Regions from separate parts of the Homo sapiens genome. Here region 2 is linked to region 1. The links are chromatin contacts, found by Hi-C in ENCODE. All regions are on one chromosome and are shown on one strand. The core of a region is the stretch at or near the end of the contact, and the rest is flanking DNA. Distances in the headings are between cores, read along the strand shown. Region 1 holds the start of EXT2 (exostosin glycosyltransferase 2). Region 2 holds the start of TSPAN18 (tetraspanin 18).

The links. A loop is a pair of places that touch in the nucleus more often than their neighbours do. Pooled maps may share reads with other maps.
Region 2: a pooled map shows a loop between it and region 1 (3-fold over the local background). The contact joins the promoter of TSPAN18 here to the promoter of EXT2 in region 1. A Hi-C loop is called at or near these places in 4 of 50 pooled maps.

The regions. Positions count from the first base shown.
Region 1 is chr11:44,091,975-44,098,064 of GRCh38, reverse strand. It overlaps EXT2 (exostosin glycosyltransferase 2), which reads right to left and starts at 2,387. Exons shown (of 14, transcript NM_207122.2): 1 at 2,213-2,387. RefSeq lists an enhancer at 1,431-1,480 and a silencer at 1,901-2,520.
Region 2 is chr11:44,724,422-44,730,511 of GRCh38, reverse strand. TSPAN18 (tetraspanin 18) reads right to left here and starts at 3,550. Exons shown (of 10, transcript NM_130783.5): 1 at 3,225-3,550. All of the region lies in intron 2 of TSPAN18-AS1 (TSPAN18 antisense RNA 1), which reads left to right. RefSeq lists enhancers at 1,045-1,545, 1,546-2,048, 3,764-3,933, 3,300-4,161, 4,162-5,022 and silencers at 2,418-2,587, 3,424-3,573.

The DNA.
Region 1 (6,090 bases), core at 1,138-3,637:
TACAAACTTTATCACCTTGAAACACATCAAACCTGCCCCTGCAAAACACTGGAATCATCTGGCTAGCTGTCAAGCACTGAGTCACTGGAAAAGTCTTTTAACCCCAACCTATTGTGAGGATGAGATGCATTTTCTGTTCCTGGAATTATTTATTCCTAAAATTTGCCTGAATAATCTTTCCTTGGTGCTTCAGGTTATAGCCAATCCACTTAGTCCAATGTTTTCAGTCACAGTCTCTTGTCGTTTCAACCTTTTTATTTTTATTTTATTTATTTATTTATTTATTTATTTATTTATTTATTTTTTGAGATGGAGTCTTGCTCTGTCACTCAGGCTGGAGTGCAGTGGCACAATCTCAACTCACTACAACCTCAGCCTCCCAAGTAGCTGGGATTACAAGCGTGTGCTACCACACCCAGCTAATTTTTTTGTATTTTTAGTAGAGACAAGTTTTCATCATGTTGGCCAGCTGGTCTTGAACTCCTGGCCTCAAGTGATCCACCCACCTCGGCCTCCCAAAGTGTTGGGATTACAGGCGTGAGCCACCGCGCCTGGCCTCTTCTTAACCTTTTTAGAAAGGGCCTTACAGCTGAACTCCTGGGGCCACTGCCACACTGGATCTTAACCCAACCATTCCGAAAAACAGAGGAACCAAATATAAGCAAAAGCAAAAAAAGCCACAATTCATTGCCTTACTTGATAGGATTCTTTATAATTAAAGTTATGTTATGGCTAAATGCCCCTAAAAATTATTTTCAATTAAAAACAATGCCCTTTTAATCATGGGAATTATACCATAAGACAATGTGTGTCATTACATAATTAATATGTAAATCTTACTAAGCACTTACTACATGCCAGGGTCTGTTTTAAGCACTTTATAGTGTTAACTTATTTAATCTTCATAACAGCACTATAAGCCAAGCTATTATTACCCTCATTTTACAGATGGGGATAGTACAACAGAAAGTTTAAGTACCTGGCCCAATATTACACAACTGGAAATGCCAAAGCTAGGATTCACAGCATGGCAGTCTGGCCCCAAAACTGATTATCCATTCATACCCTCACATGCAACCAGGAAGTCGGGGAAAGTGAATGATGGAAACTGAATCATCTATTTTATTACAGTGAATAGCCTTTGAGTTCTGAAAGTTACAAACTAAGTCCAGTTAAAGTACATAGAGCACTTACCTGACTTACAAGAAGTTAAGACTTACAAGAATTTAAATGTACATATTTCAAGACCATATCTTCACATAAATAAGTCAAGAACCTTTCTAGATTAGCATTGCCCAATCAGTAACACCAAGCAATTCTTTGATTCTCAAAATTGTGTGTTTAGATCTGGTTCCCACCGAATGTAACAAAGCCCCAAACACCTCTGGACTTCAAGTTGAAGCCCAGAGCCAGTGTGCTTCTGGCCACCTAGTCCCGAGACTAACATGCCCCTGGCCCCGGCCCGACACACCCCCGGGCCACCTAGTCCCTGGCCTAACATGCCACCAGCAATCTAGTCCGCAGTCTAACATACTCCTGCCCCGTCCTGACAGGCCCCCGGCCACCCAGTCCCCTGCCTAACACGCCCCCAGCCACCTAGTGCCTGGCCCAACATGACCCCGGCCACCCAGTCCCCGGCCTAACACGCCCCCGGCCATCTAGTTCCCGGTCACCCAGTCCCCGGCCTAACACGCCCCCGACCACCCAGTCCCCGGCATAACATGCCCCTGGCCCCTTCCCTACCTCGTCCCACGGCTTCTGGCACCGCAAGGGATGCCGCAGGCCACCACCGGACCCTGAGGCGCAGGACATCCCCCTGGGAGGAATCAGATCCCTGTGGCTGGCGGGAAGGTGGCAGCAGGAAGGGAGGGGTCACGGCGGAGGGCGGAGGGCGGGTCGCAGGAGGAAAGGAAGGAGCGGACTGGGGGCGAAGGTTGGCTAGGAGAACAGGTGGGTACCAAGATGCTGAAAGCGCGGCCGCCGCCGGAGGAGAAGGAGAAGCAGGAGTGGAAATCGGAGCGCTCCAAAAGCGGGCAGTCATTGTCACAGCCCCGGCGGGGCTGGGGGTGGCCTCTCGCAGCCCACGGGCCTCCACGGAGCCTCCGCGCGGCCGCGCTCCCTCGGCCCTTGTCCCGACCCAGCAGCGGCCCCCGGAGGCCCGAGCCCTCGCTTCAGCGCCCGCCCGGCCGCCGCCCTGGAGAGCCGCGCTTACCTCGGCCACGGCTGCCTCCCGCTCGGCCCCGAGCTTGGTCACCGGCTCATGCCGCGGGGCGCGGGCCACCTCCGCCCAGGTCGGATCGGTCCGAATCGCCAGCCGCCACTGCCAGGGCCGAGTCTGGGCTGGCGAGCAGCGAGCGAGGGGCCGGTAACCGGGATCCGGGCCGTCTGACACCGAGCGCACTGCGCATGCGGGAGCTGCCGGGCCGCGCCTCCTGCTGGACAGGAGGAGTCCGAGCACCGCTGCAGTGTTTTCCCAGGCAGGCGCGCTCAGGCTCCGCAGTGAAATGCTCAGACAGCCTCATTCATAATTAAAGAATCCTTAAACCCAAACGAGACACCACGCGTTGCTTATAAAACTAACAAATATGTAGACGTTTTATTATAATCAGTTCTGGTGAGCGTATAACATTCCTGGAGGGCAATTTGGTACTATCCATCAAACGGAAAATGCTGGTACCCTTCATTCCAACAAGCTCTCTGTACGGAGTTTGCCCTATGGATATTCTCAACAATGTTTGTCAAAAAGTTCCATGACAGCATTCTTTCTAATCATAGCGAAATGCTAGACACAATCGAAATAAATTATGGAATTTGATTGATTTGAGTAATGTGAGATAGTGCAATATATTTGGGTAAGGAAATATCTCCAAGATATTAGTTAAGATCAAAGCGTAGTCCAAAACAGCGGGCAAGTCACTTTTAGGTAAACTATGCATATGCAAAAACAAGAGGGAGAAATATATAAAGTAGGTGCTTATATTCAGGCATGTGTATAACTTTTTTCTGGAAGGAATGCAAGAAGAAATGAACAGCTTCAGGTGGAGTAGTTGTCGAGGCGGAAATGGAAGCATTTATGGCGAGGAAAGGTGGCTCACGCCTGTAATTCCAGCATTTGGGGAGGCCTAAACGAGAGGATCGCTTGAGCCCAAGAGTTTGAGACCAGCCTGGGCAGCAGAGCAAGACCCCATCTCTACAAAAAATAAAAAGTTAACTAGGCATCGTAGCACACGCTTGTAGTCCCAACTACTTAGGAGGCAGAGGCAGGAAGATTGCTTGAGCCCAGGAGGTCAAGGCTGCAGTGGGCCGTGGTCGTGCCACTGCACTCCAGCCTGGGTGATAGAGCAAGACCCTGTCTCCAAAAAAAAAAAAAAAAAACGCATTTTTGTTTTGTATCTTTCTCTATTATTTACATGATTTAGCCCTATCCATGCACACTAAAACCGCTGTCATAAAGCAGTAAGTGGAAACTAAAAAATTAAATTAAAATTCAGAGCGATGTTATTGAGAGGTTAATGAAATGACCCCTGGGCCTGCGATGTTGGTTTGGTAGAGTTGTGGGTCTGGCTACAGGATCCAAATCCCTTCTGGTCCCAGATGTACTTTGGCGCCATCTGGTGGAAGTTGTCACTGATAGCTTAAATATTCAAAGTGATGATTCTGAGACTAGATACCTACAGAGGCTTCCGGCAGCAACCTCGATTCCAGGGATATTTTTGTGAGTTAATGCCTGCTTGTCACAGATCTAGGGAGATTGGGATGAGGACATTCTGGGGATGGGACACTCATGTTCTGCTTCCCCACATCCAAGGGGGCATTGCTCTGCTTTCCAAATCAAATCCCCCCTGCAAATGATACAAAATGTAGCACACACCCACCCCATTTGAGAACTGGATGGGTGGAGAGCAGTGACAATCACCACTGGAACTGTATCCAAATTTATCTTATCCCAGGGAATATTGTTTTCACTTTTTGAAATAAGTCAACAATAGCTATCTGGTCTGGAAGATTGTGGCCTCTTTTTTTCTTCTCCATATTTATCTGTATTTTAAACATGTATGTTTTTAATTAATCCTTTGTTCTTTTATAAAATGAGAATTTGCCGTGTTAAAGAACTGTGTGAGGCACAGCCTCACACAATGCTGCCTATCTTCTTCATTTTTTATAACCTTAAACTTGCCTAATGCCTGGCATATAGTTAATTGCTCAATAAATAGTTGTTGAATGGAGAAAGGATGCCTAGACACTGGGAGGAGCTAACTAGAAATAAGACAATAAGATTATTCAAAGGAGAAGGTAAAAAGTGGCATAGAAGCATATAAACAAAATGCTACAGAATTCAAAAAAAAAAAAGAGGTGACATCCAGTTGGAAAAATCTAGGAAGAGTTCAATCAACAGTTGATATCTTTGTTTATCCTGGAGGACACTTAGTATTTTGACAAGCAGAGAGGTGAAAAGGGCATTCAAGGCAGAGAAAGAAAGTCATGAGCATGTGTTAAAGAAGGAAAAGCAGCTGGGCAGAATGGCTCACATCTGTAACCCCAGCACTTTGGGAGGCCGAGGCAGGAGGATCACTTGAGACCACAAGTTCAATACCAGCCTAGGCAAAAAAGTGAGACCCCCATCTCTGCAAAAAAAAAGAGTAATAAATAAAAATAAAGAAGGAAAAGCAATCAGAAAGAGCAAGTGTTTTTCAATCCAGTGTGGCTACATTTCTAGGCATAGAAACCATGCAAGTGAGGGAGGTGGGAAAATATAGAAGATGTGAAATTAGAAGCTACATGATGCGAAAGTATCCAAGGATGACTTCAGGGAGGAGTGGGAAATAAATTATAAGCCAGGACCTGAAGTTTCTGAGAAGGCAGAAAAGCGTCTTAGTAGCTGGTGGTTGAAGGAGGAGAGGTTGTAGAAAGATACTGCTTTACTGAATTTGAAGTTACAGGGCAAAGCAAAGATTACACAGATACCCCCTTACCCAGTGAGTCAGGAAATATGAAAGTCAGGATTAGAAAGGGAATGGCTTTCGTGGAAAATAGTGTCATCAGGGGAAAGTGAGTTTCCAATTAGGAGAAAGAGCTGGTGTAGGGTTGAATCCCATATTTAGCACTTCCTCTAAATACAGTTGATTCTTGAACAACACAGGTTTAAACTTTGCAGATCCACTGCTGTGCAGATTTTTTTTCAACAAAAGTTACACCAAGTGTGCCTGCCTCTCCAGCTTCTCTTTCCACCTCTGCTACCTATTCTGCCTCTGCCACTCCTGAGACAGTGAGACCAACCCCCCTTCCTTCTCCTCCTTGGCCTACACAACATGAAGATGAGGAGGATGAAGATCGTTATGACTTCCACTTAATGAATAGTAAATATATTTTTCTTCCTCCTGACTTTCTTAATAACATTTTCTTTTCTCTTGCTTACTTTATTGTAAGAATACAGTATTTAATATATATAACATATAAAATATGTTTAATAGACTATTTACATTATCAGTAAGGTGTCCAGTCAACAGAAGGCTATTAGTAGTTAAGTTTTGGGGGAGTCAAAAGTTATACATCATTTTTCAACTGCTTAGGGGATTGGCACCCCAACCCCCACATTATTCAAGAGTCTACTGTAACAGAGATATCCAAGAATGGAAAAAGGCATATTCTCTAAAGAAAAGGGCTCCATAATATAATTGATCTGTGGGACCTTAGGTTGGCTCAGCTTAAAACAGCACTGGCAGGCAGCATGGTAGGCTAAAAAACACCTAACCAGGTGAAATATAAGGAATACCTTCTCAAGTGAATAGCTGAGCTTACGCACAAAAAAAAGGAAGGAAAACATCCAAAGTCAAAAATGAAGCTTAAATAATAGAAATGACATTGAAGCTACAACTATCTTGGGCATACAAGGCAGGAAGCTGATACAAAGAAACCCATAAAGCTAGGATCTTAAAGAATTACACCCAACAGGGAATACTGGAAAAAATTTGCTCAACATCCACCAAAGAAACTTACCTGTCTTGTCCAGGGAATGGAAAAAGAAGAGAGTCTCACTGATGATCTTTAACACGCATATCTTAGTCAGTTCGGGCTGCTATAACAAAAATA
Region 2 (6,090 bases), core at 2,301-4,800, 630 kb before region 1:
GGTAGAAACGCCTGATCAATGGGCGTCATCTGCTCAGTGGGACCAGAGTGCTGGTTTCCAAGGCCCCCTCCCTGTGCTGCACCCCAGCTGAGCATGAACAAATGTTCCTGATTTTCCCTCTCAATGGCTGATGAAATAGACCAGAAAAGCAGCCCTCTGGAAAGGGAGAGGTCCCTAAAACCTGCACCCCAGGAACTGAAAGGGCTCTTCCCAAGAAGAGTGGGGAGCGAGCCTGCAGACTAACATGGGGCTCCCAGCAGGGACTGGTTACAGACATTCCCCTCTCTACCCAAAACTGCTGGGCACTTTGTCCTTCAGCTCTGATGGCAGGAGCTGGTTTCTGAAGCTGCTGCATTCACTCAACGCAGGATTTTGCTGTGTACAGGCGGGCAGAGAGAGGCAAGCCAGCCCGGAGAGGCACCTTCCACTGAATGGAAGGCAGAAGGAATGGAGCAGGGCTGCCCAGCCCCCTAAAAGGTTAGACTCTCCTGCTCTAAGTTGCAAGATAGCTCAGAATCTCCTCAGCCAACATATTCATTTTACAGACGGAGGAAGCAGGCTCAAGAGGGGAAATAACCTGCCCAAGGCCACACGGATGACTCAGAAGAGCTAGATTTCAAATCTGCTATTTTCCCTCTTCCTGGCACCCCCTCCCACACATCCTTGAATTAATCCTGTGTCCCTACCCAGCACCCTGCCCTCCAACACACCCCTCAGACCATTAAAATCTCATTTTTTAAAGGGCAGAGGGTTCCTTCCTGGACTCAGCCCAAGGTGTCCTAAACCCAACCCCAAGGTATCCTAAACCCAACTAACTTCGGCTTCTAGAAAGTGTCCTGGAGCTTTCAATGATGTGCTACCATTTCAGACTGGGGTTGGGTAAAAGCACCACATATACTGGCTGTTTGAATGGGTTTGGGGACAAGGGAGACAAGGAAACAGAGTGCCCAAGACTTGAAATGTTGCTAAATCAGAGATCTTGGAGTTTGCCTGGGAGAAGACTGAGCCCACACAAGATACTTTAAGCCCAAACACAGACTTTAGTAGCCCTTGGGGACCTTCAACTCCCTCTCCAATTCAGGAAAAGTGGGGTGGGGGTAGGGAGAAGAGGGGAGGGACAGAACACGGGAAACGCTGGCCTTCTAGGGGCCCCATGCTCCCAGGCAGGTTCCAAGGCAGGGCTGGTCCATGCAGGCTTCCCTCCACAGAAAAACAAGAGTCACTAAAAGCAAAACACAACAAAAAAAAACTTCTTTTGTTTTCCAGCCCCCTGGAATGTCTTAAAGACCTATCCAGACACAGCAGGCTTCTCCACCCTTTCCTTTCTCTCCTCTCTCCTCCTCCTCTTCTATTCAAAATAAAAATCATGCTGATCTGTCTTTATGGCAACTTTGTCCTGGAGCATTTCAGTAGCATCCAACAAAAACATGTGGCAGACTACATTGAACAGAGGAACCTCATCTCTTTCAGGGACCCCCATTTCCCCCACCTTTGTAAGGGACATTAAGGACATGGGAGCAGGAGGGGGGCTGCCCAAGGAGCACAGGTTACCAGCTAAGAGAAAGATGAAAACTTCTACCAACCACAATGAGGCCACGGCACAATCTATGATTTGCTCCTTTGCACTCACTTGGGGTGATGGGAGGAGGGAGGGAACTGGAGAGAAAGATGAGGCAATAGTCCCTCCAATGTCCCTTCAATGTTAGCCCCGCACATGACAAAGATGACAGTCCTCACAGATGCCAGCAGCCGTCGACTTCCCAAGGCACAGACACACAGACTCAACATACAGGGACCCTGAGGCCAGACAACTGGGACCCAGGGCAGATTTCCACCAATAATTGTGAAATGACCAGAAGAATGTGGCCTAGAGACCACAGACCCAGGGGATGAGGGTGGGGGCCAGGGCTCGTTGACTGCTGAGAAATTTAACACTTCTGCCTGGACTGCTGAAGTCTTTAAGGCCCCATCCCCCACCGCCCGCCCTGTGCCTCCCAGTTTACTTGTGCCCAGAGAGAGGATACCCCAAGACCCCCATCCTGCCTTCACCAGACAGGGATTCGACCAGATCCAGGAAACAAAGGTGCAACTTTTACAAAAAGGGTGCATGCATTTTGGGGTTTGGGTTTCTGCAACTCCAAAAACCGTCAAAAAGTTAATTCCCCAACCCACTCTCTCTGCACCAATTCGCAGTTGTAGTTTCTTACATCTTTTTCTGGGGGTAAATTTCTTACTCATCCATTTGCCCTGGCAGCCTTCCCGAGAAAAATCACATCCTGACTCCTAGCCTTTCCAGCCCACGGCGCAGTTATAACTGTGAACCTTTCGCCTCACTCTTGGTCCCGCTCCCCCGTCTGGCTAGTGTAGGGCGGGCTCCTCGGGGCGGGACCCCGCGTAAGTTGGGTGTCTGTGGTCCCTGCGTCCTGGATGTCGGCGCGGTTGCCTCGCAGGAGCCAGAACGCGCTTCCTGCTGGCGAGGGCCGGGGCAGTGCGCCCCCTGGCGGGAGCCCAGTCACCTCACTCCAGCAGGACCCGGAGCCGGCGCGATCCCACCCGAGCCGAGCACCGTCCCAACTGGCTCCCACTGCCCCCTAAATCTGGACGTGCCCGAGCCTCCCACCCACCCAGCACTCCATGGAGTCTCCACTTCCCCAAACCGCACACACCTAAGGAATAAGGGGGGTCCTGGAGGAACGAGTGGCGCCTCCGCCCCGCCCCGCCCCGCTGCCAGGGACCCCAAAGGCAGCCCGCCCTCCATGCAGCTGCCGGGCCCCACAGCCCTCCCGGCCCCGATCGCCGCTCCCAGTCCCTGGTCCCTCACTGTCTTACCGGGTGGCGTGGCGAGCAGCCCCTTTCCGGGCGCAGCCCTGGCCGAAACCCCGAACCTTGTAACCACACCTGCCACCCCGCGCCGTTCTCCAGAAGCCCCCACTCCTCCACCCGGAGCACTGGGAGCCCACCGGCTCTGCACCTGTCCTGGGCGCAGCCCCCGGCCCTCAGCGGACTCCGGGCAGGCACGGGGTGGAGACCGTCCCCGGCCCCCCAGCCCCCGCGTGCTAGTTTGAGTGGAACTTGGTTGCCGGGCTTCCGTCCTGGGATCCCTACTCCACCCCAATTCCCCGCCGCGTCCAGCAGCACCCCCGGGGCGGCGCGCGGGGGGGTCCCCAGGTCCCCGGGGGCGCGGCGGCGGCGTGCGGAGGGCACGGAGGTGCGGAGCCCCATACCTTCCAGCGGCGGCTGCCGGACCCCGCGCCAAATCCCGCCGGCGGCCGGGGGGAAACTTTCCTGGTCGGAGGGGCGCGCTCGCAACTTGCCCGGCGCCGGCTGCCTTCCCGGCGGTGGCGGCGCGTCCGGGGACCCGCAGCGCGAGGCGGCGGCGCTCGCTCGGGGCTCGGGGCCGGGACCGGGGCCGGGGCCGGGGCCGGGGCCGGGGCCGGGGCTGGGGCCGGGGCCGGGGCTGGGGCTCGGGCGGCCTCGCGCGGCTCCGCGGTGGATCGCTCGGCGCTACGTCCGCCCCGCAGCCTGGAGCCCCGCGACGCCGGCGGCAGCTGCACGCCCGCCAGCCCGCCGGCCCCACCTCCGCCGCCGTCCGTCCCTCCCCTCCCCCGCCCTCCCTCCCCCTCCCCAAACCTCCGCCCCTCCCGGCTCCAGACGCCGTTGCTGCCGAGAAGCGCGTCTCCTCTGCGGGCTGCCCCTCGCCTCCCGCCAGCCTCCGCCTCCTCCTCCAACCCCGCGTCCAGGCCTTGTCTGGGGGTCCCTGGGCCCACCCTCTGCCCATCTCCCCTTCCTCCGCCTCCGACCACCTCCCGCTCTGCTCGCGGGCCCTCTCTGCGTCTGAATTCGGAAGATCGTTGCGGGAGTGGGGAGAGGGGCATGCTGGACCCGAAGTGTTTATTCCAGGGGAACTTTCAGCTGACCCCGGGGCCCAAACGCAGGGGTTGGGGTGAGATCCTCGGTCCTGATCGGGCTCCTGGGCTTCCCGCTGCCGGGGGAAGTACCTGTTGAAAGCCTGGGGAACTCACCCTCCTCTGACTTGCAGATAAGAAAGGGGACTTCCTGCATGGAGGGGCCTGACCCCAGGTCAGATGCAAATGACTTGATTGCAAGGGGCCAGATCTGTGTCTCCGGCCTCAGGGCTGAGGTTCTTGCGGGGCTGGGGAGCTTATCTTTTCTTCTCTGTACTGCTGCCACAGCAGCACTGGCTCCCAACCCCTGACATGACTTGCCTGAGACTTTTAACCTCTGAGCCTCCTCTAAACAACTACCCGACCCTGCCCCAGACAAAACGGACAAGCAAGCAGATCAAAACTGACAGCCCAAGTGAAAGTACTGATGACAGGGGCTCGGGTCGCCCACTCCTCTTCCCTTGGCAACTCTGTTTTGAGTCCCAGCTTGAAGCTTCCACACCCCATCCCCGTGGGCCCTAGGCATTCAAGCACACATCAGCTCTGCAGGAGGCCCCTTGGCCAGCTGATTCTCACTAAGGGGTGACTGATAGGAAGGAGTTGACCCTACTCCTGTCTTGTATATGGATGTTGGTAGTCAGGCCACTGGGCAGAGTTTGGGGGGAGGGGGATCTTCTTGTTTTGTTTTTGTTTTGTTTTTGAGACAAGGTCTCGCTCTGCTGACCAGGCTGGACAAGCCTGGTCAACAAGCACAGCTCACTGTAGCCCGACCTCCTGCACGGCTTACTGTAGGCTCGACCTCCTGGGCTCAAGCAATCCAATCCTTCCAACTCAGCCCCCTCGAGTAGCTGGGACCAGAGGCATGTGCCATCATGCCTGGCTAATGTTTTCTGTTGTTTTTGGTGTGTGTGTGTGTGTGTGTGTGTGTGTGTGTGTGTGTGTGCGTGTGTGTTTTGTAGAGCTGGACTCTTACCATGTTGCCCAGGCTGGTCTCCAATTCCTGGCCTCAAGTGATCCTCCCACCTCAGTCTCCCAAAGTGCTGAGATGACAGACGTAGCCACTGCACCCAGCCACCAGCCAGAGTTTTGAGAGGCAGGAAGTGGCTGCCTTTCCTTGCCCACATTCCAGGAAATGGATTCGTCCCTGTAAGGGGATGTCCCTGTAAGGACTTCAGGGATGTCTGGTCCTTTAAAGAACTTCACCGCGTCACCGGGACTCTTAGAGTAGGCACGTGGCTGGAAGAAAAATCCCTGGATCCGCGGTTTCAAAGGGACCCAGAGTGAGCAAAGCTTCACCCAAGGGGAGGAAGTCCCTAATGGTGGAATTTCTATAAGAGGAGGACAAGGAGAAGGGCTCCACATTCACCCTTCAGCTGCCAAAACAGAATGGAGGGTGGAGGCTGAACACCCCACAGGCCCTGCACTTGTGGAATGCTGCTGGGAGAGGCCCCGTGTGAGCCTCCTTGGACACCAGGCGCCACATACATTTAAAGAGGAAAAACGGGAAGCCCACAGCAAGGGTGCTGGAGCTGGGGAAGTGGAGACCAGAGACAGGCAGAGAGAGGGATAGAGTCTCTAAGGGTCTGGGGCTTGGCAGAACGGGGCAGGCGCAGGGGAAGAGAGTGCAGACCCGCTGCACAACTTAGACAACCAGCTCGGTCCCTGACTCCAGTTCCAAGTCAGTTTCCTGGACCTCAGCCTCTCTCCAGCCTCCATGGAGGACCTGGCCCTATCTGTGCATTAGCTAAGGACATCTGCTGAATAGGCTTCTCTAAATCAACTCTTATTTTTTCATTCTTTTTTAATTTACTTAAGTGAGCTTGTTTTTAAAAAGATATGTTAAATTATTACCATAAATGGAAAGCCAGCATCACATTACTATAAATAGAAGGTAACCATCAAAATAAATACAATGAAAATAAGTGTTATTAAATTCTAACAATGTATCTTTAACCACAATAATAATAATACAGTCTAACAAGATACTGCTGCCTGAGGAGGTGTTGAAGCTGAGGTCCCACTTTCTCTTTGAAAGGAAGGTTACCAAAGGCTAGAAAGGTGTTAAAGACACATTAGCAACAAACTCTTCATCAAGAGCATTGATGAAAAGAGAATTGGGAAGGGACCCCCTCCACTCCCACTCCTCACCAGGTCAATTAGGGTATTGGAGGCCCTTGGATTACCT